Linked DNA regions of Homo sapiens: all the other regions are linked to region 1. The links are chromatin loops, found by intact Hi-C in ENCODE. Cell type or tissue: mammary epithelial cell. All regions are shown on one strand.

What was found. A loop is a pair of places that touch in the nucleus more often than their neighbours do. Peaks named below come from ENCODE experiments on the same cell type or tissue, not always from the same donor. Only the 100,000 strongest peaks of a DNase experiment are listed, where the experiment ranks them.
Region 2: a loop joins it to region 1, with 10 times the contacts of the local background. A loop is called at or near these places in 7 of 110 quality-filtered maps.
Region 3: a loop joins it to region 1, with 15 times the contacts of the local background. A loop is called at or near these places in 3 of 110 quality-filtered maps.

What each region holds. Positions count from the first base shown.
Region 1 is chrX:11,097,604-11,105,603 of GRCh38, reverse strand. The region is part of intron 2 of HCCS-DT (HCCS divergent transcript); the gene reads left to right. Among named protein-coding and RNA genes, the nearest start is that of HCCS-DT, 9.5 kb to the left of the region's middle. RefSeq lists an enhancer at 2,301-2,500. In mammary epithelial cell, CTCF peaks have their summits at 260 and 4,651 (motif pointing right); DNase peaks (open chromatin) are centred at 333 and 4,743; H3K27ac peaks cover 789 bases.
Region 2 is chrX:10,830,661-10,838,660 of GRCh38, reverse strand. It overlaps a transcript of MID1 not described here. Among named protein-coding and RNA genes, the nearest start is that of MID1, 210 kb to the right of the region's middle. In mammary epithelial cell, no CTCF peak of the experiment used is centred here; a DNase peak (open chromatin) is centred at 4,980; H3K4me3 peaks cover 1,093 bases; H3K27ac peaks cover 776 bases.
Region 3 is chrX:10,872,592-10,880,591 of GRCh38, reverse strand. All of the region lies in intron 4 of HCCS-DT (HCCS divergent transcript), which reads left to right. Among named protein-coding and RNA genes, the nearest start is that of HCCS-DT, 230 kb to the left of the region's middle. In mammary epithelial cell, no CTCF peak of the experiment used is centred here; no DNase peak of the experiment used is centred here.

The DNA.
Region 1 (8,000 bases):
GGGCTTCTACTTTCTCAGCTTGCTCAATATATGTATATATACACACATGCAAACATACTGGCATGTAGTGTGCATTATGTAACTACACTGGGACTATTTAACTCATTGCCCCTTCTTTCTACCTACCCCAAACCAACACACACAATCATTCAGAAGCAGAAATGGGGGCGGGGACTCGCTATTTTCGAGTGGTGAAAACTGTTATTATTATTGAAGTTATTATGATTAAGTTGCTGATCCAGTTGTTGCCACAAGTGGGCCTTTATGAGTCACTAGATTTAACATGATGTGCCAAAAAAGATGGGAATAGCACTGGTAAGAATGGGTGAAGTGAACATTGCTTTGGGGAGGAGCTCTGGAGAGCCATGTGAATCACCACCCACACAGGCAGGAGAGATATCAGTATAGTCTTGCCTAGAGGAGTGAGGAATTTCATGTTTTCTTCCCTATGGAAATAATTAGTAGTGGATTTGGTTACCAATGGTAGAGAGAAATGGGGAAACCACGGGGTTATGTTAATGAAATTTCCAGTGGGTATTGGATTTGCCCTCCAATTTTTAAAGCATAAACTGTAACCAAAGACCTTCTGACATATTATTCTTTTAAAAAGGAGGAGCATGGTAGATTACAGTTGTTTGAAATTACCACCTTACTGCATAAAGAGAAAGCTAAGGTGAAGTAAATAAGAAGACAGGAGTAAAAAAATGGCTGCTGATTTTGAGAAATATTTAGGGTTAGGGGCAAGATGAGTTCAGGTTAGACACATTGCACTTGAGATGATAATGGTTATCTAGGCAGTGAAATCCCAGAAGCGGTTCAGAACACAGAATTAGAACTCAGGAAAGAGCTGGTTGCAGATAAAGAAATGTAAATTATCAGGTTTGGTTGGATGTTAAGACATAAGAATGGATGGTAAAATCCTTCAAGGCTTTGGTTTTCTTTGCTCTCATTCCAAATTTACCAAAGAACTTTGCGACTTTAGTTTGGCTTTCCTATTAGGAAGAGAATGCATCACTAGCCAACCTAAATTTCTTCCTCCTTGGCAGTCTTATTTTTTTATTCTAAACATTGTGAATTAATGACTTGGAGAAAATAGGAGTAATGGAAGGAAAATCAATAAGGCAAGGCATGAGTAGCTTTAAAGGAAGGAAGGGAAGGCTCTTTGAGTGGTTTGGACTCATTGTAAAGTGGGATTGAAAGATTAAACCCGCAAAAGACAAGTTGACAAACCATCCTCTACCACCACCACATGAAATGCAGTTTTCCAAGAAATGTGCTTTGAGGGACCCCATTTTTAAAACACAAGTAGTAGCATACTTTATATAGGGATTTAACTGTTGTTCTTCACCTAAAATATCTTGGAGGTTTTCCATATCCATCTTTCTTTTTATTTAACAGATTCAAGAATTAAAATGTAAATTTTCATATCAGTACATACAGTGTTCCATTTTGTTTTTATTTAGGACATGTACACTATTCCATCATATAGATTAATACAGTTTATGTAACTGGTCCCTTACTAATCAACTAAATTGATGTTATATCCAATACTTTCCTATTACGACAATACTACAATGAGTAATATTGTGCTTACATCATTTCTCACACTGTGTGAGCATATCTTTGTAATACCTAGAATTAAAATGACTGGGTCAAAGGGAATGTGCTTTTAAAACTTTGATAGTCACTTCTAAATGACCCGAGATAGGTGGTTGTACCCCTTGTAGCTTCCCTCAGGAGTGGATGAGAGTGCCTGTTTTTCCACACCTTCATCAACACAGTGTATTGCTTTTTTTAAAAATTGATTTGTAGACATTCTTTATAAGGAAATTAACCTTTCTTCTACACTATGAGGTTGGAATATTTTCTAAAATTATCTTTTTTTGTTTTTGCTTCTGCTAAGTTTTGCTTTGAGTAGTTTTTATGGATCTTAATTTTATAATCTTCTATGATTTCTGGATGTTGTGGCATAATTAAAAATATTTTAAGTCCTAAATTCTCCCAAGTTTCTTCAATTAAAAAAATTACACTTTTTCCTTTAAACCATTTATATATTTGAAACTTATCCTGGTGAAAGGAATAAGGTATAGCTGTGCTATGGTATGAATATGACTTGTTTGTCCCCATCAAAGCTAATTTTGAAATTTGATCTGCAGTGTGGCAGTGCTGGGAGCTGGGGCCTAATGGAAGATGTCTGGGTCATGGGGTAAATCCTTCATGAATGACTTGGTGACTTTCTAATGGTAGTGGGTTCTCACTCTCACAAGACTGGATTAATTCTCGGGAATGGATTGGTTCCGGCAAGAGCAGGATTGTTACAAAGTGAGGATCCCCCTCATGTTTACTCTCTCTTCACATGTGCCTGGTTTGCCTTTGACTTTCTCTGCTGACTCAACATGAAAGCCCTCACCAGAAGCTGAGAAGATGCCGGTTCCATGCTTCTTGAACAGCCTATAGAACTCTAAGCCAAACAAACCTCTTTTCTTTATAAACTACCCAGCCTCAGGTATTTTGTTGTAGTAACACAAAATGGACTAAAGACAAGCTCCAATGACTACATCCATTTTATACTCTCCTATGTTTTGGATTCTCTTGTCTTTAGTCTTAATGTTTGTGTGTTTATTTTGGATTTTCCAGGGATTATTTCATATAATCTCAACTAATAATGATTTTACTTCCTCCCGTCCAACTTTAATGCCTCTAATTTCTTTTGTTTTTTTTTTTTTTTTTTTGAGACGAAGTCTCGCTCTTGTTGCCCAGGCTGGAGTGCAATGGCATGATCTCGGCTCGCTGCAACCTCCACCTCCCAAGTTCAAGTGATCCTCCTACCTCAGCCTCCCAAGTAGGTAGGATTACAGGCACCTGCCACCATGCCCGGCTAATTTTTGTATTTTTTTTTTTTTTTTCAGTAGAGATGGGGTTTCACCATGTTGGCCAGGCTGGTCTCAAACTCCTGACCTCAGGCGATCCGCCCACCTCGGCCTCTCAAAGTGCTGGGATTACAGGCGTGAGCCCCTGCGCCTGGCCTCATGCCTCTAATTTCTTTCTCCTGCATAGGCTAAGACTTTCCAGCAAAACGTTAAATAAAAGTGGCAGTAGACATTCCTAATTTTTGTGGAAAAGTGTCTAGTGTCTATCCATTAAGCATTTTGCGAACTTTTAGATTGGCATAAAGTTTTTTGTCATGTTTAAGAAGTATCCATATATCTCTATTTTGTTATGAGTGTTTTACAAAATCAGCAAGTAATTTAGTGAATGGGTTTTCATAGAAGATGATAAAGGGGCAGAGTTTCCCCTCTAGGTCAATGTAAACTGAGCCAGCACAAGCAGAGAGAGGAGTCCAGAGGCAGAAGTGACCATAGGAGCCTAAGTCCCTGAGGAGTAACATATAACTCAGGGAAACTTGATATTCCATGGACCATGGACTGGGAGATTCAAGTGAATAAGACCTTGGGGTCCAGGAGATGGGGAGGCCAGGCCTAACTGACAGAGGCTTATACTTTAAGGGTGAATTTATTAAACAAATATTATACAAAATACAATGAGCTGATAATAAAACATTCTTTGTTCTTAAATTTATATATGTGTGCTTGTGTGTACTAATACTGAGGCCCTTAAACCACTAAGATTTAGGATTCTTAAACAAAACAGATTAGGTAAAGTTTGCCTTCCAAAGCCAAGGGGAGAGGGGTGGCCAGGGAAGGAGAATGTTCTGGCTGGAAAGGAGACAAATTCTGAGTAAAGGAAGCTGAAGGACAAACACTTCTACTCAGGATTTAGCATTGGCAGGACTGTTTGGTGTGTAGGAATTTAGAACTGGGTCAGTATTATTTAAAGGACTACAAACCTGGTTTTAAATTTAAAAGGGGTGTGGGGGTGGAGCATGGCAGGTGGTGAACCAAAGGAATTTACTATGATCTGAAAAATAAGCTTAAGTACTAACTCCACTGTGGGCAGGGAGGCAAGAACCTTCCCTTTTTTGAGTTGAAGATAAGCCTCTTCAGTCTAAACTTTCCTAAATTCCACTTCTTCTTTTTCTATAAAACAAGGTGAAGTACTTTATGCTAGCTATCAAAAATCATTGACTGTATGTTGCATGAATTTATGAATTTATTATGCTAGAAAAGTGTTTCTTGGCTACTTCATATGTATATAAGCTTTCTCCCTCAACACAGTTTCTGCTTTTTATTTTTGGAATCTCACATAGCCTATATCTTGTTTTCAGAGTAGATACTATCACTGTGGGTGGCTGAGTTCTCATCTATATGCAACCAAGGCTAACTGGCTCTCTAGGTTACCTTGATGCCACCCACTGAGAGTCCTTTCTGGATTTAGTGATTTAGTGCTGCTTATTTTCACCTTCTCTCAGGATGGAGCCTCAGAATAGAGACCAGGTTGAAAATCAGTCTTTTACTTAGAACCATGAAAGCAGATACTACATCTTATCCGTCTATGACCTGGTGACCCAGAAGCCATTAATTTGACATTACCAACATACCTCCACACAAAGACTTTATAATCTTCAGTGTGAGAATTAAACAAACAAACAAACAAAAACTTAAAACAACTTTGGAGGGGAGAACGATAACCTAAATTTTAAGCATAAGAAAATCCCTAACAAAAAGATCCAACTAATTGCCACTGGGGGGCGATGGAAGTTCGTGAACTGCTCTGCTAATCCCTGAGGCAACTGAGCACTTTAGTTGGTTTATTTATTCAAAGCTGGAATTTGGACGTGTGACCCATCAAGCTCAGGGAAATTCCTGGATGAGGAACACAGTCCTGGGAGAAACCTACCAAAGATGGAATTAGCACCTTGGCGAACCGCCTTCAGCGCAAAGAACTTTCTTTCCTTGTGTGTCTTAAGAATTTACTTCAGTTCCCTTCTGTCTGAAGCAGAGGAAGCCAAGTTAAACTGTGAATAAGCACGACAACAAAGAAGAGTTCTTATTTATCACTACCTGCAAACACATGTAAGTGCACAGTTTAAACAGCATTCAGACATCTCACAGCCACTAGGATCAGAGTTTTGGTGTGAGTAGGCCTCAGTTGGTAACTTTCCTGAGGAAAGGAGGGAGGTTATAGAATTTATGTTAGGAAATTCTGAGTCATAGATAACACTTTAAGTGACAGTTAAGGAATCTAGTGAGAGGGACTTTGGACAGGTTTAGAAAAGTACCCTATGGAAACAAAGGAGGAAAAAAAAAGTATCTTCACTGCAAGAGTAATATTGCAGCCACTTGGTGGCGTGTTGTGGGCTTTATTTCTCCTTCCAGATTCCCTCGGTGGTGTCTGGAACCACTGGTAGGATAGGGGTCCTGGCACCAGACTTTGGCCAGCCCAGTCATCAGGCAATATCAATGTTAGGGGTCCCGTTGCTACTTCTACTTGGTCTTTTTTCCCTTCCCAAGATTGCCAATAAAGTGTCATCAGCAGCCGGGTGTGGTGGCTCATGCCCGCAATCCCAGCACTTTGGGAGGCTGAGGTGGGCAGATCACCTGAGGTCAGGAGTTCAAGATCAGCCTGGGCAAAATGGTGAAATCCCATCTCTACTAAAAAAAAAAAAAAAAAAATTAGCCAGGCGTGGTGGCATGCACCTGTAATCCCAGCTACTCGGGAGGCTGAGGTAGGAGACTCGCTTGAACCCAGGAGGTGGAGGTTGCAGTGAGCTGAGATAGCACCTCTGTACTCCAGCCTGGGTGACAGAGCGAGACTCCATCTCAAAAAAAAAAGTGTCATCAGCACAAGAATTTGTCCTGCTTCCACTCCAGGAAGGGCCAAAGGGGACAAAGAGATATGGAACTTAAAAAGCAAGTCTAGAATGCACTTTTGTGCATAAGACATAAATATATCCATGAAATCATGTTGCATCCCCTGTGTAACAGGCTCTCCATTTCAAAAGCCCTCCAACTTGGCATAGGGATGACCTAAGGGCTCTAAGATTGCAGCTAAGATAAGGACCCATGGATCCCAATGCTCAGTGCCCTATGTCCTCTGGAAGTTGCTGACACATGTTTCTGAGGGACACTCAGAAAACCTGGAAGCATGTTATATTAGTGAGCACATTTTGGATTTTGAGTGAGAAGTCCAGCTTGAGTTAACTTAAGCAGAAAAAGAAATTTTGGGATCACACTCTTAGGAAGTCTGGGGTGGGTAAAGCCTCAGGAAGGGCTGGATCCAGTCATTCTGCCTCTATCTCTTGGCCTGATGCCACTTAGTTTGAAGGCCTCTCTCCTAACTTCTTTAACATTTGGGGGAATTTGCTCTGACTGGGTCACATTCTTTCCCCTGAATCAATTACTGTGTCTGGGGAGGTGAGGCAATATGATTGGCTAGGTCTGGTGTGTTGTGATTGACAGCCCACCTGGGACCACCTGAAATGGGGGAGAGGATGTTCCTCAGAGGAAATGATGCTGAACAGACAAAAGCAGCATGAATCTCCAGGCAAATCATTTGTCTGTATGGACAGGAAGATCAACAAGCTGGAAACAGGAAGTAATCCATTAGCCAATAGTAAAATTAATCCCAATTGCTGTTTTGCTTCCTTAGATTCTAACATAGGCCTAATGAAAAAGCTCTGGATTCTTGTGTAAATAATTTGGGAAATGCCTCTACTAATTCAAAGAGGATCTTGGAACTGTTTTCTATTGACAAATGTCCATAAAGAGGAACCTGAGTTGTATTCACTTGCTTCTTTTATTCCTACAATAAGGAAAGCACCAGGAGTTCAATATTGAATGCTGAAATGAAAAGGAAACATTCTGTTTAATAATGAAAAGTACCAACAATTGCATTTGGGGCTAAAAGTCCCAAAATTATCCCTAGAAACCTCTTAAGGTCTACATATTATTTGCAAGGCTCCCTAATGCAAATGATCTGCTTTCTAAGTCAATCTTAGTCATATAAAACACATGCCGCAACATAAAACATAAACCAAAACAAAATAAAATTTCAAGAAACCGAGGGCCAAAAATAGCTATAGTCAACTGCTGATAAGGTGTGAATGGAAACCATGGGACATTCTGGTCTGAATGACAATTGTTCTTGATCTTCGAGGCTGAGAGGATTGTAGGAAGCCATTGTGCAGATGGGATGACTTACCTAGGCCACAGGCTGGCAGCCATATCCACACACCATTCCGAGCCTAGGAGAAAAGCCCTGGGCCCAGAGATGAGGTGCCCTGGAAAGGGCACCCTTTGGAGTCGTAGAGCTCCAACTCTGGGCTCTCTGACTGTCAGCTGTGTGATGTGGATATCACGTCATCTCTCAGAGCCTCCACTGCTTCATTGGTGAAGTGACAGGAACACTGACTTTATGGCATTATGTCATGGAGAAAATGAACACTCATATATTGATCTAACTCAGGAGTCAGAACATTTATTCTGTGAAGGGCCAGAGAGTAAATATTTTGGGCTTTGTAGGCCATAGACTCCATGGCAACTACTGAACTCTACATGAAAGCAGCCACAGACAATGTGTAAATGAATGGATGTGGCTGTGCTCCAATGAAAGTTTATTTACAACCTGAAGGTGGCCCTCAACTTTGGCCCAAAGGCCATAGTTTTCTGACCCCTGGTTTAATGGTTAGTTCCTCCCTGTTCCATAAGTGTTAGCTCCTCCTTGCTCATCCTGGTAACCCTTCTGCCTGTTGTCAGAGAACATTCTGGTGATAGGCTGGATTGTGTTCCCCCAAATTCATATGTTGAAAGGCCTCACCCTTAATGTGACTGTATTGGAGATAGGGCCTTTAAAGAGGTAATTAAGGTCAAATCAGGTCATTAAGAGTGGGGCCCTAATCTGATAGGACTGGTGAGGACTGGTGTCCTTATAAGAGGAATAGACACCAGGGCTTGTAACTCGCTCTCTCCATACCCAAAGGACCATGGAGAGCACAGTGATCTGAGGAAAGAGGGCTCACCAGAAACCAAAACCACTTGCACCTTGATCTTGGACTTTCAGCCTCCAGAACTGTGAGAGAATTCAAGTCTGTTTTTTAAATC
Region 2 (8,000 bases), 270 kb after region 1:
AACAGCAGAGTTGAGTAGTTGAAACAAAGACACAATGGCTGGCAAAGTTGAAAATATTTACTCTCTGGCCCTTTGCAGAAAAAGTTTGCTGACCCCTGATCTAGAGCACTTAGTCTTTAGGAAAATTCTTTTTTTCACTTCTGAATGTGCTCTGATTTCTTATTTCTTAAAATGTGGATCCCCAATGAAGCAGTATTCTGAGAAGCGCCTATTTTCCAGTGCATTCAAGATTAAGACCACCATATTTTTAAATATATCCCAAGAGCCTTTATAAGTAAAAGTGCTAAACTGCCAGCCTATATTCAACTTGCAGGCTAATGTTACCTCAATATAGTTATTTTCTTCTAACATATATTTTCTATACGTTTAATTCCAACCTTCTATTTATCTCTGTTGAACATAAGCTCCTTTCTTAATGTCATTTTAATCCTACTCTTCAAGGTCATTTTGAATTATAATAGAATCCTCTGAGATGTTAGTTATCCAATTTGGCACCATCTGCAAATTAAATCAACTTGTCTTTTATTTCATCACCCAAGTCACTAATAGAAGGGGTCAATTAAGCAGGCAGACTCAATACCCCTTATGGCATAATGACTGGCATTTTAAGTTCAGAAATGACTGATTAGATCCAATTTCCCTAAGAGCAGAGACCTAAAGGTGGACTCAAAGATTATCAGTGGTTCCAGTGGAATCTTGAGGGAAATAGTAATATTTAGAAAGGATGTCCTGGACAGCCCACTTTGGGCTAGACTTTGCAGAACCTTGCTCTCTCTTGACATTATAAGTGTCCCAGAAGAGTAAGGTACTCAAATTAACTGTAAGGCCCTTTTATAGTGCTTTCCACACAGGTGCTACTGAATAAATTGGTGAAATAAAATTAACTTAGCCAAAATGTTACTCTTGTTCAGCTGGCTGATTTGTCATAGCTGTTATGTAAACATTTGTCATGTATCTTGATTCTCCTCTCTTTCTTTGAAGTTAAGCAGAGCCAGAGGAATTGCTTTGGCCAACAAGAGGCTAGTGGAAGTTTAACAGTCACTTATGGGGTAAAGTTTTGAAAATCCAACACAATTCACCAAATCCCTGTTTCCTGTGTCAGCAGCCTGGGTTCCTGAGTGGCTATGGATAGGTGCGCCCTCCCTGTTGGCCTATGTAAACATGCGGCGTGAGCGACAGATTCACTTTTGTTGTTTTAAGCCACTGAGATTTGGAGCTTGCTTGTTACCAGAGCATATCTTTATTTATTCTGACTGATACAGCTACTGAACATTGGAACATTTTTTCTAGAAAGCTTTATTAAAGCCAGGGATCATTCTTTATCTCCGTGTATCTTTTTCTGTGTCTATCCTTCACAGAACCTCATTCATAGTATGTACCAATTAAATGTTTCTTGCACAGAAGTGAATTAATAATAGATTGGGTATCTGATAACTGATTACAATATTTAGGAAATTTTTCTTATGCTTTTCCATCACTTCTTTATGTGCAGAATGAATAAGAAAAATCACTCCATTGTCCATCCAGCTTCCTGAGCATCTTCAAGATGCTTTCAAGTTGCATCTAATTGTCCTCCTCAGTTGTTAGATAAAAGGACATTGTCATGATACGGCTGATGCATCAAGTTTTACTTTCCCCCAGTATTTATCTGATTTGGCTCAGCCCGGGTCTACCCAGTCTAATCATGGTAAGGTCCACCTCAGGTTAGTAAGAGTAACTTGCACTAACTACAGTGAAAGCTGTTGCTTGGACATCATTCATTTATTAATATTGCTATATTTATATGGAACTTCAATTAGACATTCTTGTGTTGTGAGAAATTTAGGAAAACATTAGATTTTCACATCCCATAATATAGATATACACAGTCTTTTCTGTAAGACTGTAAGCTCCATGAGGGTGGGGAACGTGCCAAGCTTCTTTATGGCGTTACTCCTAGGATGTAGCAGAATGCCTGGACCATAAGAAATGTCAACAGATATATGAAGAATGATTGAAATGAAATCTCCTTAGGTACTTTCAGAAATCTAATATGTTGAGCCATTTTCACTTCCACTGGCAGGTGAAGCTCAGAAGCATTATGTATCCAAGGTCACACATCCAAGAGATGGAACTGGAATTGAAATATCTTTGGACTCTAAGTCATCTGCTCTTTTTTGGCTACTGTGGTACACTCAGGGTGCATAGAAATAGTGAGCTTTCTGGAGTCTGATGCAGTGTGTTTTAAATTGTAGCTCAACTACTCATTAGTTATATATCATTAGGAATTTCTAAACTCTATCCCCTGATGTTTTCTTCAAACCACAATGATATTTTCTCCCCTTCAAATAGGTCTTGTATTTTATTTAGTTTCCCATAAGTGCTATTTTTTGGCATGGTGTAATTATTTAGCTGTAAGTACTCTTTCACTGGGGTCCTCTATGGTTAGGTTGAATTCATGCTGCTTCAGTGATCCAGACTTTCCCAAACCATTTCTTGAGGCCTCTAAAATGGATTTAGCAGAGGATTGTATTTCCTCTCTGAAATATGCTACTTTGAGATCCAAATTTCATTTTGACCTTCCAATTCAACAGTTATAGCCTATGATATTTTGTGTTTAAAGCCTAAATGATTGTTTGCTTAGAATTGTAAGAACAGGCCAGGCACAGTGGCTCATGCCTATAATCCCAGCACTTTGGTAGGCCGAGGCGGGAGGAACACCTGAGGTCAGGAGTTTGAGACCAGCCTGGCCAACATGGTGAAACTCCATCTCTACTAAAAATACAAAAAGTAGCTGGGCGTTGTGGCAGGGGCCTGTAATCCCAGCTACTCAGGAGGCTGAGGCAGGAGAATTGCTTGACCCCAGGAGGCAGAGGTGGCGGTGAGCCGAGATCGTGCCACTGCACTCCAGCCTGAATGACAGAGCAAGACTCCATCTCAAAAAAAAAGAGAAAGAAAAAAAAAAGAATTGTAAGAACAAATTTGGAGGCCAGCTTAAGGCATTTAGAGGTTTAGCCTGCCCTGGGAAAAAAAAATGCATTCTTTGTCTTGCAACAACCTGTTAATAAAGTCTAAAGTTTCTACATAAACAGAACTTACTTCAGTGGGAATTATGAGGACACAAAGAGTGCAGATCATAAATGGACTATATTAGTGAAAGCCATTTACCTAGCATGGTACAGAGTTTCATTTAAGATTAATGAAAACCCAGTAAGTAGAAAACACTGATATTCCTTCCAGTGGAGGAATCAGGATGAATCTTAACTTGATACAATAGAGATGTGAGTACTGTGAACAGAAAAATGTGTGCAATATTTGCCAAGTTATATTTTCATAATATTTTATAACCCAAATTTATATTCAATAAAAATACACTCTCTATCTCATTTTATGATCTTTCTGGAGACATTTAAAGGGAGTCATGTTAACAGTAAGTTATGACTTTATAAAAAGTATTTTAATAAGTTTGTATATTGCATTTAAATTCTCTGGACATATGATTATTAAAAATTATATTTGAAAATGGAAAATTGCCATTTTAATGTTCTTCTGTCTCTTAAAGTTGATTCTATTTTGGGAAATGCTATTGGAGTTAAATTCTTTATCTGGGGTTTTGGATTTGCCAAAAACTGATCATGAGACTTTGGACCAATCACTTTATCTCTGTAAGCCAACTTTATTATTGTGAAGAGGAAATACTACACACTTCACAGTGTTCCTGCAGAGATAAGAAGAGAAATTGTATGCAAAAGTTTTTCCCAGTGGAAATTGCTATTCAAAAATAGTTACCCTTCCTGGCAGTGCAATTTTTGTTCCTTACTCATCTCGGCAGAAACTTTTTGACATTGGTTTGTGTTGGTGCTCACTTAGGTGGCATCAGAAGATTCATTATCTCGCCTGTCCTAAACAGAGACCTAAAACAGCCTTGAGCTGTTTTTAATAAGGTTGTCACTACTCAAGGAGCAGTCAACCCATGGATGAAATAAAAACAAGTGTTTCATTTTGAGATAGGTCCTTTTTAGCAGACAATCTTCATCTCTAGTACACAGGAAAGTCTCAAGTCTCCATATTGTCTTCAGTGGAATTGGCTAGAATTTTTTAAAATTATTACTTTACTAAGTAGTAGATAAAATGTAAGGGGAAGAGCTATAGAGTTCTTTTGAAGATATATTTTCTTATCTTCTTAAATCGAGGAAGTTGTTTAAAAATGTTTACATACAAGTATGCAAATTCGCAAGTCTTAGATTTCTTTCCTGAAACCATCAAATAACACATCAGCATGTGGGCTTAGGAGGGTTGTTATTGGAATAGATGTCATTATCTGTCATTTTGCCCATCAAAAAATACAGTAGCAATTACTGCATTGTAAAGGGAGAAAACGCAAAATGATTGTATTGCATTATCTACCAAAGGCCTGGGAAAGTTGAATAACTATTCGTTACTATGCTCAAATAAGGATTTGAGCCTTATTTGATGGAGGTTTATTCACATTCTCTTTCTGTCACATGTTCTATTCACTTCTTTGAAAATAATCTCAAGTTCAATTACCCTGGTTTTAAAAACATGAAAGACAACTTATAAAATGTTACACTTTTTTCCCCTACAATGCCTTCAGATAATATGAGGCTGGTCACAGCCCATGATATAAAATACTAACTGTTGACTCACAGTCACACTACAAGGGCCAATTTTACAGACTGCCAGGATAAAGATGATTTTAATTAAATTGCACAAATCCCTTTGTACTGCAACCAAACCCCTACGCAGGCTGATCAACTCTGAGCCATTCTGGTGTGTATAGAGTTAACCAGGTTACCAGGATTCCTAGTTAACTTCTTTCACCAGGAATGCAATTCATGTTTACCTATATAAGGAAACCTGTTAGGCTGACCTGAGTTTGGCGGATTTTTGCGCTGACTGAGAGGCGTGTAAGCACACACCCTGGAGAGGGGGAGTGATTCCGAGCTGGACAGAGCAAGCTTCCTGAACGCCCCAGCCATTCAGCTGATCCGAGGCAAAGAGCCGGCACTTGCCCCAGCCCAGCCTGCTTGAAGGACCTACAGGTTTGTCTCTTCCAGATCAGAACTGAGGAACAAAAACCCCCATCCTGGGAAAAATGGGGAAGCTGGTGAGTCTTACCACTCTCTCTCTGCTTGCTTCTGCTAAGTGGCACGCCTGTCTGCTCTCACCCAGGAAGCAAAGTAAGAGGCGTTGCTCAGCCTCTAACCCCACAGCTCCTTCCTGAACAAATACAATGCTTTGCGAATACCTCCAGACAACTTTTTCTGCCTGTTTTGCACACCGAAAATCCACAGAGGCAATGATTTTTAGCACTTTAGACATTCCAGAGAGTGTTTTTCCTAGGCAAGCGTTTCTATACTGTCGTGATGAGCAAACTTTCTCATCTTTGTTACACTCTAAAACAGTGGAAATTAGCCTTGGGGTGCTTTGTGAGGAAGGCTGAGTCCCCAAGGAAGTGATAGTAAATCTAAATGGGGTTTTTAAAACCACAGGCAGTGTGATATTCTGCAAAAGCGTAATTTGTCACTAAAAAGGCAGTCTGAAGGTATCATTTTTCATTCACGCAGCAGCAAAATCCTTGCATCCTGCATATGTAATAAAGGACACCTTCTGAGACACTGAGGAAAAATAGAAGCCGAGCTGGCCTCTTTGTTCTAGACAATGTAAAGAAACTCGCTCTTGCGTTTTGACAAGGAGCGTATGTCTATTTATATATATGGCGAGAACGGTGAATAAAGGCTTTATGTCAAAGGTATTGTGGTCAATTGAGTTAAAATCTGGCTATATTCTATATGTGTACAAAAATCTCAATCTGAATGTAATTAAACATGGAAATGTGAAAGTGTTTAACAGACTTGCAGGGAAATTTTAATTATACTTGGGAACAGCCAATTGTAAGAGACAACTGGGAAAGGAAAAAAAATGTTTCAGCTGAGTTCTGGGGCATAGGTAAAACTTTTGCAAAGAAAGTCAATTTTTTATAGCTGTCAAAAGTGATTTGGAATCAGGTAAAAAAATTTATTTTTATTTTTTCATGGTGATGTGGTTTTTTGAGTTGAATTAACTTGGATAATTGTGTTGAATGATTTGACTGCTCGTCTTTCAAAGGAATACTGTTGTTTTCTGTCATATACAGACTTTATCCTGAGTTTTGGGAGCAGGTTTGTGCTACTGACTGCAACAAGTGGCACAAAGACTCAATTTCAGATTTCTGATATTATGAAATTAATTGCTTAAGTTAATTTAAAGAAAAGTAATCAGTGCAAACAAGGAGATTTGAGAAAATGACCACGTTTTTAAAAAATGCAAGTCATAGTCCATTCCCTAGTGAGACTATTGATTTCAAACAGGCATTGGCAACTGCCTAGTCATAAGGACAAAAGCTATGGCCAATTTTCTCTAGGATCTTTGACTCTAGAAAGCATAACTTTCGCAAGGACACAGTTTAAATGAAACTTGTTCACCTCTGTGAGAATGAAACATAGAAAAGCACCGTGTATAATACAATAGACACTTTAGTAAATAAAATTCTTAATAGCACAAGCCGCAGAACAGAAGGGACAATGCAAATGTTTTAAAGTTTATCTTTTCAGTGCTGCTCAGAAAAATATGAGTCTTGACATTCTGTTGCTGTCGATGGGAGTCAGCAACCCAGGAGACACAAAACACTGTTTTAGAATATACAGTTAATAACAGATGGTTTAATACCAGGTTTTCTCACCCTGCTGATGAGATGGCCCCAAGCCAAATCAGCCAGCACGTCTGCCGTTTTTCCTGTGAGTTGATATGTACATAGTTATTATACACTAATTACACTAACAGCCAAGGGAATATATAACCAGAAAGACAGATAAGTCTCCTGGGGTAAGGAGGGCAAGGGGGCGGTGTATGCATAGGGTTTTTGGATCTCATGTTTAGAATTATCCTTGCCAGTGGCATATGAATTACTGCAGATTACTGGGAGTCTCACGGCTAGAATCTACTCATCCCCGGCTCCTCAGCAGCCTGTTTGGGGGTAATAATATTGTTTATGGTATTTAACACTTTAGTATTAACAAAGTTCCAGGAGGATTCCTTCTTAAAGATTAAAGTTTTTCCAGTGTCTGAACTAATCCTCCAATTAAAGACAGTTAGGACCTATATTGTTGCATTGACCCTTTTCAAGTCACAGTACTGCGTGCTTGCATGGAGGGTTTAACCAATCGGCAGCCTCCGTAGATCTGCAAGATGTTAGTAGGTGCCCTGGTTAAAAGAGGTTGGAAAATACTGGACAAAAACAAACAAACAATGGGAAATAGGTCTTCTCAGAGCCTTAATATGTTCATTTATTAATACGTGTTTTGACTCCCTGAGAGAAGTATAGTGTGCACCATATGAAGTATGGTTTGCTGCAAACTTACTTGATGGCTCATTTCTAGGCTGATCATTTTGAGAAACATTCTTTAAAACAAAGCTTCTCAATGGATGGACCTCAGAGCACTGGTAAATGATGAGTGGGTTGCAGACATACCCAGCTGTTAACCCCTCTTGGCACATGGGCCATCAGGCTGTGGCTGGCCTGAGCTGATCCCTGGAAGGTTATTTCTGGATCACATAGCTTCATCAGTTTACCTCCATATATGGTGCAGATTGCATCAATTTCTCTGTCATGATGTGCTAAAGTTAGGAAACTGCCTTTGACAATCTAGGCCCAGAATATTGATCAAACCAGTCAAAATACCCCAACACTGTATTAACTTGGGCCTGGGGGCTCATGCAATCATGAGAGTGTTAAGGCCCTCTACATGTTATCCAGTTTGTCCTCTTTATTTTATAAAGAATTTAATGATGTGTTCTATAATGTGTGTATGTGTGTGTGCTATTCTATTCTTAGAAGTTTCCTGAACAACTGATGGCAAAGTGCTTCATGGAATCCTTTCTAACATTTGGTTATTGCTTATACTTCCCTTTCTCAAACTGCTATCAGGGTTTGTTTGGCTGGGATTCTCCCACCACTAATA
Region 3 (8,000 bases), 230 kb after region 1:
TATACAATATATGTATACACATATATAGTACATATATACATGTATACAATATATGTATACACATATATTAGTACATATATACGTGTATACAATATATGTATACACATAGTACATATATACGTGTATACAATATATGTATACACATAGTACATATATACGTGTATACAATATATGTATACACATAGTACATATATACGTGTATACGATATATGTATACACATAGTACATATATACGTGTATACAATATATGTATACACATAGTACATATATACGTGTATACAATATATGTATACACATAGTACATATATACGTGTATACAATATATGTATACGCATAGTACATATATACGTGTATACAATATATGTATACACATAGTACATATATACGTGTATACAATATATGTATACACATAGTACATATATACGTGTATACAATATATGTATACACATAGTACATATATACGTGTATACAATATATGTATACACATAGTACATATATACGTGTATACAATATATGTATACACATATATAGTACATATATACATGTATACAATATATGTATACACATAGTACATATATACATGTGTACAATATATGTATACACGTATATAGTACCTATATACGTGTATACAATATATGTATACACGTATATAGTACCTATATACGTGTATACAATATATGTATACCTATATTTCTGTATTTCCTGGCACATCTTGAAAATCAGTAAATCATAAAGGAGAGAAATGCAAAAGTGGTGGTTTATTCCTAAAAGCAAATTCAGTGCAACTGAATTACTATTTCAGTTCACAATGTGAAAAAGCCAATTGGAAATGTTCCAGATGTGGAAGAGGTAAAAATGCCAACTTTATTAAAATGTAAGCCAATGCAAAATTACAGTCTAAAATGGAAATAGAATTGAGAAAAATGCTGATTTTTGTCTGGCATGTACTGTAAAATTCTAATTTAATGTAGGTTAAAAAAGTGAAATTCCCACCCTTATATACGCATCGAGGGAAAGATAAGCCCACACTAAGTAGATTGTCCATAGTTCTTAGATTTTTGTGTTAATAATAATTTAAATTTTTGATAACATTTTAAGCTCAATTGATAATGGCATTGAAAGATTTCATAAACTAAAACAAATTGTTTTAGTAGAGACCACCAAAAGGGAGACACAATTTGATCTTGGGAGACCAACTTGGACCTACCACGTATCTGTATGTATACTACAGATGGAGTCATAGAGGAGCCACATTTTTAGAAAAGATTGGAAATATGAATAGAGCCTTTCCATAAACTGAAGAAAGCCATTGTTTTTTAGTGCTTTAGGTATGATTTCTCATAGAAGGATGATCCATATACCTGTTTATAACCTATAGGTGAAGCCGTAGGGGAGCCACATTTTCACAAAGAAAAAATGAAGAAAGTGTCTTCTCTGTGACTTTAGGTATGATTTCCCTTAGGAAGATGATCTAAATACTGTGCATACCAATGAACTGAGAAGGCATATAATCAGTAAGGCATAAAGTACTTTGATAAATAGGAAGATCGTAGGGTTTGGAGTCAGACAGACCTGGGTTCAAATCCCAGCATAACTTACTAGCTGGATAAACTTGGGAAAACTAATTAAGCTCTCTGGACAGCACTGTCCTCATCCACAAAATGAGGGTGATAATACCTACCTAATGGTGTTGTCTGGATAGTAATTACAGGTAACATTTCTTGGGTGCTTAGTGTGTACTAGAAGAGTCGCTGTGCTAAGTGCACTGCATGATCTTGTTCAATCATCACAATCACCTGATGACATAGGAACTCATGTTTATCCCATTTAATAGAAAAAACATTGAAGTTTATTGAGGGCAGTTAGCTCCCCCAAGGTCATCTAACACAGGGTGTAGAGTAGCTGGGACTTGAGTCCAGAACAATCTGATTGCACTGGCCTTTCCTCTTAATACATATTTACAAAATAATAAGCATAGCACTTTGCAAATAGTTGCTAATACTCTAATTATATCATCTGTCTTAGGCTTTTCCCCTATTTGGTTCCTAGAGGGTGTTGCTACCTGGGAAGATATCCAGGGCATGCTTTCCTTCCCATGCTCAACTCAGTACCACATATACCTCATTTCATTTTATAAGAACCTATCAATCAAACAGCAGATATTTTCCAACACCTTTTGCACTCACATCGGCTACCCAAGCAAGTTCTTCAGTCACTGGAAAGCCTAGAGTCTTGTGTCTTTGTATGCTATTCTAACCATCTACAAAAATGTCAGATAAAAGTATTTTTAATATCTATCCCTTAGTCTACCATCCAAAGAAAAACCCTTTACTCTTTTGCTGTTTGCCATTTACAACTCTGTTCTTTAACTGCAACAAAATTTTTCTTAAAAATCATAAAAGAAATATTTCAAAAGATGATTTTTTAAACATAATTTTATAGTTAAAACAGATTTCCAAGCAAGACTCAAACTCTAAAAAACATAAAAGGAAACAACTTGAACCCTAATAATGAGGTAAATAGCATAATTGTAAATTATAACAGTGGAAGCTCATATTTGCATGCTCATTATATGCAGAAAATAATGTAATGTCGTGTATGTATTAACTCATTTTATCCTCAAAAGAACCCTAGGAAGGATTTCCCACCATAATAATGATAGATAACTGAGTGTAGAAAAGTCCCTGAATCAGAACTAGTAAAGAGCAAAAACAACATTTGAATATAGGACATCTCATTTTAAAGCATGTTATATAAAAACTAAAAATTTCTGATTAGCAAAAAACCTACCTACACAAAGTTGAGAGACAAATGAAAAATATGACAGATGAAGAGCTGAGTTTATTGAGATATAAAGAATTTTTATGAATCAATATCCGAAAGATGTATACAGGCATATAACAGGAAAGACAATGAATAGCTTTTAAGCAAATTAAGTTCCAAATTCAGTCATAATTAAGTAAATGTATATTAAAAGAACAAAATACTAAAGATGAAAAACATGCAATAGAGGTACCAGCTGTTGACTCCCTTTTGTATTCTTTATGAATGATAAACACATGAAAAAATGTTAGTCCGATATTCTGCAAGTAAGAGAGTACCTAGGGCACAATGGCTTAAATAAGTTGAGGTTTACTTTTCTCATATAATTAGAAGTTTAAAGGTAGGTGGCTTCTGTTTTGGTGGCTCAGTGCTTCCATTATCTCTTGTGGTTCTCTTGGCCTTTCCCTCTCACTGTGGCAAGACGCATACCACAGCACCAGGAACCATGTCTGCATTCAAGTCAGTAAGGAGCAAGGAGGGAGAGAGAAAGTAGTGCTGACACATCTCTTCCTGTATTAGGTAAATAAAAGCTTACCTAGATAGATCCCAGCAGACTTTGGTTTATACCGTCCTGTCTGGAACTGTGATATAATTGAACGCTTATAGATGCAGGGGAGACTGAGAATGTGTTAGCTTAATGCAGAGAGGCAAGAAAGAAAGGGGGTGGGAACAGATGTTGGTTTAAACAACCAACAACATTGCATCTGATACACATTTGGAGCACAATATTTATCAAAATCTACATCCCAACTGACCATATCATTTATTGGAAAAGATTTGGAGCAACTGGAACTCTCGTACACTGCTGTGAGTATAAAATGGCATGATCACTTTGTAAAACCATTTGGCAGTTTATTACAAAGTTAAACACACACCCAGAAATTACATACCTGGGTGTTTGCCTAAGAGAAATGTACACCTGTGGCCCCGAAAGATATTTTCAAGAATATTTGTAGCAGCAATATTTGTAATAGCCCACAACAAGAAAGAATTCAAATGTCTATCAAAGATGAATGGATTAACAAATCGTGGTATACTCATACAATGGAATACTACTCAGCAATAAAAAATAAACTATTGATAACAAAACAACATGAATGAATTTCAAAACTCTCCTGAGAAACAGAAGCCAGGCACAAAAGTGCACACACTGTATGATCCCACTTGTAAAATTCTAGAACAAGCAAAACTATGTTGATAAAAAGCAAGTAAGTGGTTGCCTAGAGCCAGGGTTTGGGGAGGGATTTTCTGCAAACAGCTGTGAGGGAACGTCTGTGTTAATGGAATTTGTATTAACCATGTTTCTACCATCTGTAAATGTGATGCTTTAACATCTGCCCTGCATGCATATGCCGAACACACCTTGCTCTGGACAACCCAGTGAAATACCTAAGTCACTTTAAATACAAACCAACCAATCCAGAGTCTACATTCACTTCTCTAACAACCAAAGGTCATTTCTCCTCCCTTATGCTTCCTGCAGAAACCATGATAAAGGCCTAGGCCCACAGTTCCTCTTTCTCTTGCCCACTGGCTTCGTTACCTTACCCTCAGTGATTCCCCAGGTGACTCCCCAATAGTGTGAAGTGTACTCCCTCTCTTGGAAACTGTGAGTATAATAAACTGTCTTTTGAATGACAGTCATTTCCTGCTCTGTCAGCCTTTACCATACCTAAGTAATAATAAAGCCTATTAAAACACAAATATTCTATATCTGAATTGTGTTGATGGTAACATGGACATACACAAACTGCACACTTAAAGAAGATGCATTTGATTGTATATAAAGTTTATTCAAAGTAAATGAAAATATACATACCTTTTATTTCAGCACTTGATTGCTAAGACTTTATTTTTATTTTATTTTTATTTACCTATTTTTTGAGACGGAGTCGCACTCTGTCACCAAGGCTGGAGTGCAGTGGCGTGATCTCAGCTCACTACAACCTCCGCCTCCCAGGTTCAAGCCATCCTCCTGCCTCAGCCCCCCTAGTAGCTGCGACTACAGGCATGCGCCACTACGCCCAGCTAATTTTTTTTTTTTTTTTTTTTTTGTATTTTGAGTAGAGACGAGGTTTCACCCTGTTGGCCAGACTGGTCTCGAACTCCTGACCTCAAGTGATACACCCACCTCAGCCTTCCAAAGTGCTGGGTTTACAGGCGTGAGCCACTGTGCCCGGCCTATTCTCTAGATATACTCGCAAATGTATGTATACAAAGGTAGAGCAAGATCTTCATGGCATTGTCTGCCTCAGACTGAAAAAAGCACAAATGTCTGTCATCTGGGGATTGTTTGTTAATGCGGCATAACTGTGCTATCAAAATAAGTATCATGCATGCTATAATTTTGAGCCAGACCCACCTACAGCTTTCCAGCTTGGCCATCTGCACCATAAGCCAGGTCCCAAATGTACAATGAAATATTATTTAGCCATTAAAAAGAATAGATAAGTCTGTATAGACTAAAGAGGAGCAATGACCAAGATAACATTGTTTTAAAAATCAAGGTTAAGTAGCAAGGTCAAGAATACTGTGCACATTCTCTCCAATTTATGTTGATAAATATGGGAAGGGTAGGTTTTAAACATTGTATGTATCATATATTATACTTGTATATGCGTATAATGTGTAATGGTAGTAAGGATTCCTTCTGGGAGGACCAGAACCTGGATGCCTGGAGAGGAAATGAAATGTAGTTATCCCTGCATATCCTTTATAAGCTTAATTATTATCTTAGTCCATTTTCTGTTGCTTATAACAAAATACCTGAAACTGGGTAATTTATTTTTTTAAAAAGGAATTTATTTCTTACAGTTGTGGAGGTTGAGAAGTTCCAGGTTGAGTAGCCACATCTGGTGAGGGCCTTCTTGCTGGTGGGGACTCTGCAGAGTCCCAAGGCATACTTCAAGAGGACACATTTGATTGTTTATAAAGTCACATGGCAAAGTGACTGAGCATGCTAGCTCAGGCCTGTCTTCCTCTTCTTATAAAGCCACCAGCCCCATTCCCACAAAAACCTATTAATCAGTTAACCCTTAAATCCATTAATTCATGAATGAACTAATCCATTCATGAGGGCAGAGCCCTTGTAACCCAATCATCTCTTAGAAGCCCCACCTATCAACACTGCCATGTTCAGAGTTAAGTTTCAACATGAGTTTTGGGAGGGACAAATTTTCTAACTACAGCAATTATTATTGTAACATTGCATAAATATATTACTATGTTAATAAAAAGTGGCCATTGCTTTATAAACAAAATAATAAAATGTTAAAAATTAAATCATTTAGAGTTTGCAGAAACACAATATTTTATTACCATCTCAGGCTGATATAAGAATTATCCTGTTTTTACTGGATTAGCTGCTATTCTTAAATCAGTAAATAAGTGTAGCAAGTCCATGTTTCAGTACCTGCTGCTGGGGCCAAATATCTCAATGGAGAATGAGCATCCAAACAGCTTTAGCATGTAATAAATGTCAGAAAATAGAAAACAGATTCCACCATCTTCCAAAGGTCTATAATTCTCCAGACCACTACTTTGAATGGAGTGCTTTTCTTTTCTTTTTTTTTTTTTAATTATACTTTAAGTTCTAGGGTACATGTGCACAACGTGCAGGTTTGATACATAGGTATATATGTGCCATGTTGGTTTGCTGTGCCCATCAACTCATCATTTACATTAGGTATATCTCCTAATGCTATCCCTCCCCCAGCCCCCCACCCCCCAACAGGCCCCGGTGTGTGATGTTCCCCACCCTGTGTCCAAGTCATCTCATTGTTCAATTCCCACCTATGAGTGAGAACATGCAGTGTTTGGTTTTCTGTCCTGAGAGAGGGGCGTCCTTTCTTGTACCGGTTTTCAAAGGGAGTGCTTCCAGTTTTTGCCCAGTGTGATATTGGCTGTGGGTTTGTCATAAATAGCTCTTATTATTTTGAGATAAACATTCCGTCAATACCTAGTTTATTGAGAGTTTTTAGCATGAACGGCTGTTGAATTTTGTCAAAGGCCTTTTCTGCATCTATTGAGATAATAATGTGGTTTTTGTCATTGGTTCTGTTTATATGCCGGATTAAATTTATTGATTTGCATATGTTGAACCAGCCTTGCGTCCCAGGGATGAAGCTGACCAGATCGTGGTGGATAAGCTTTTTGATGTGCTGCTGGATTCGGTTTGCCAGTATTTTATTGAGGATTTTTGCATCGATGTTCATCAGGGATATTGGTCTAAAATTCTCTTTTTTTGTTGTGTCTCTGCCAGGCTTTGGTATCAGGATGATGCTGGCCTCATAAAATGAGTTAGGGAGGATTCCCTCTTTTTCTATTGATTGGAATAGTTTCAGAAAGAATGGTACCAGCGACTCTTTGTACCTCTGGTAGAATTCAGCTGTGAATCCATCTGGTCCTGGACATTTTTTTTATTGGTAGGCTATTAATTATTGCCTCAATTTCAGAGCCTGTTATTGGTCTATTCAGGGATTCAACCTCTTCCTGGTTTAGTCTTGGGAGGGTGTGTGTGTCGAGGAATTTATCCATTTCTTCTAGATTTTCTAGTTTATTTGCATAGAGGTGTTTATAGTATTCTCTGTTGGTAGTTTGTATTTCTGTGGGATCGGTGGTGATATCCCCTTTATCATTTTTTATTGTGTCTATTTGATTCTTCTCTCTTTTCTTCTTTATTAGTCTTGCTAGCGGTCTATCAATTTTGTTGATCTTTTAAAACAAAGCAGCTCCTAGATTCATTGATTTTTAGAAGGATTTTTTGTGTCTCTATCTCTTTCAGTTCTGCTCTGATTTTAGTTATTTCTTGCCTTCTGCTAGCTTTTGAACGTGTTTGCTCTTGCTTCTCTAGTTCTTTTGATTGTGATGTTAGGGTGTCAATTTTAGATCTTTCCTGCTTTCTCTTGTGGGCATTTAGTGCTATAAATTTCCCTCTACACACTGCTTTAAATGTGTCCCAGAGATTCTGGTACATTGTGTCTTTGTTACCATTGGTTTCAAAGAACTTCTTTATTTCTGCCTTCATTTCCTTAATTACCCAGTAGTCATTCAAGAGCAGGTTGTTCAGTTTCCATATAGTTGGGCGGTTTTGAGTGAGTTTCTTAATCCTGAGTTCTAATTTGATTGCACTGTGGTCTGAGAGACAGTTTGTTGTGATTTCTGTACTTTTACATTTG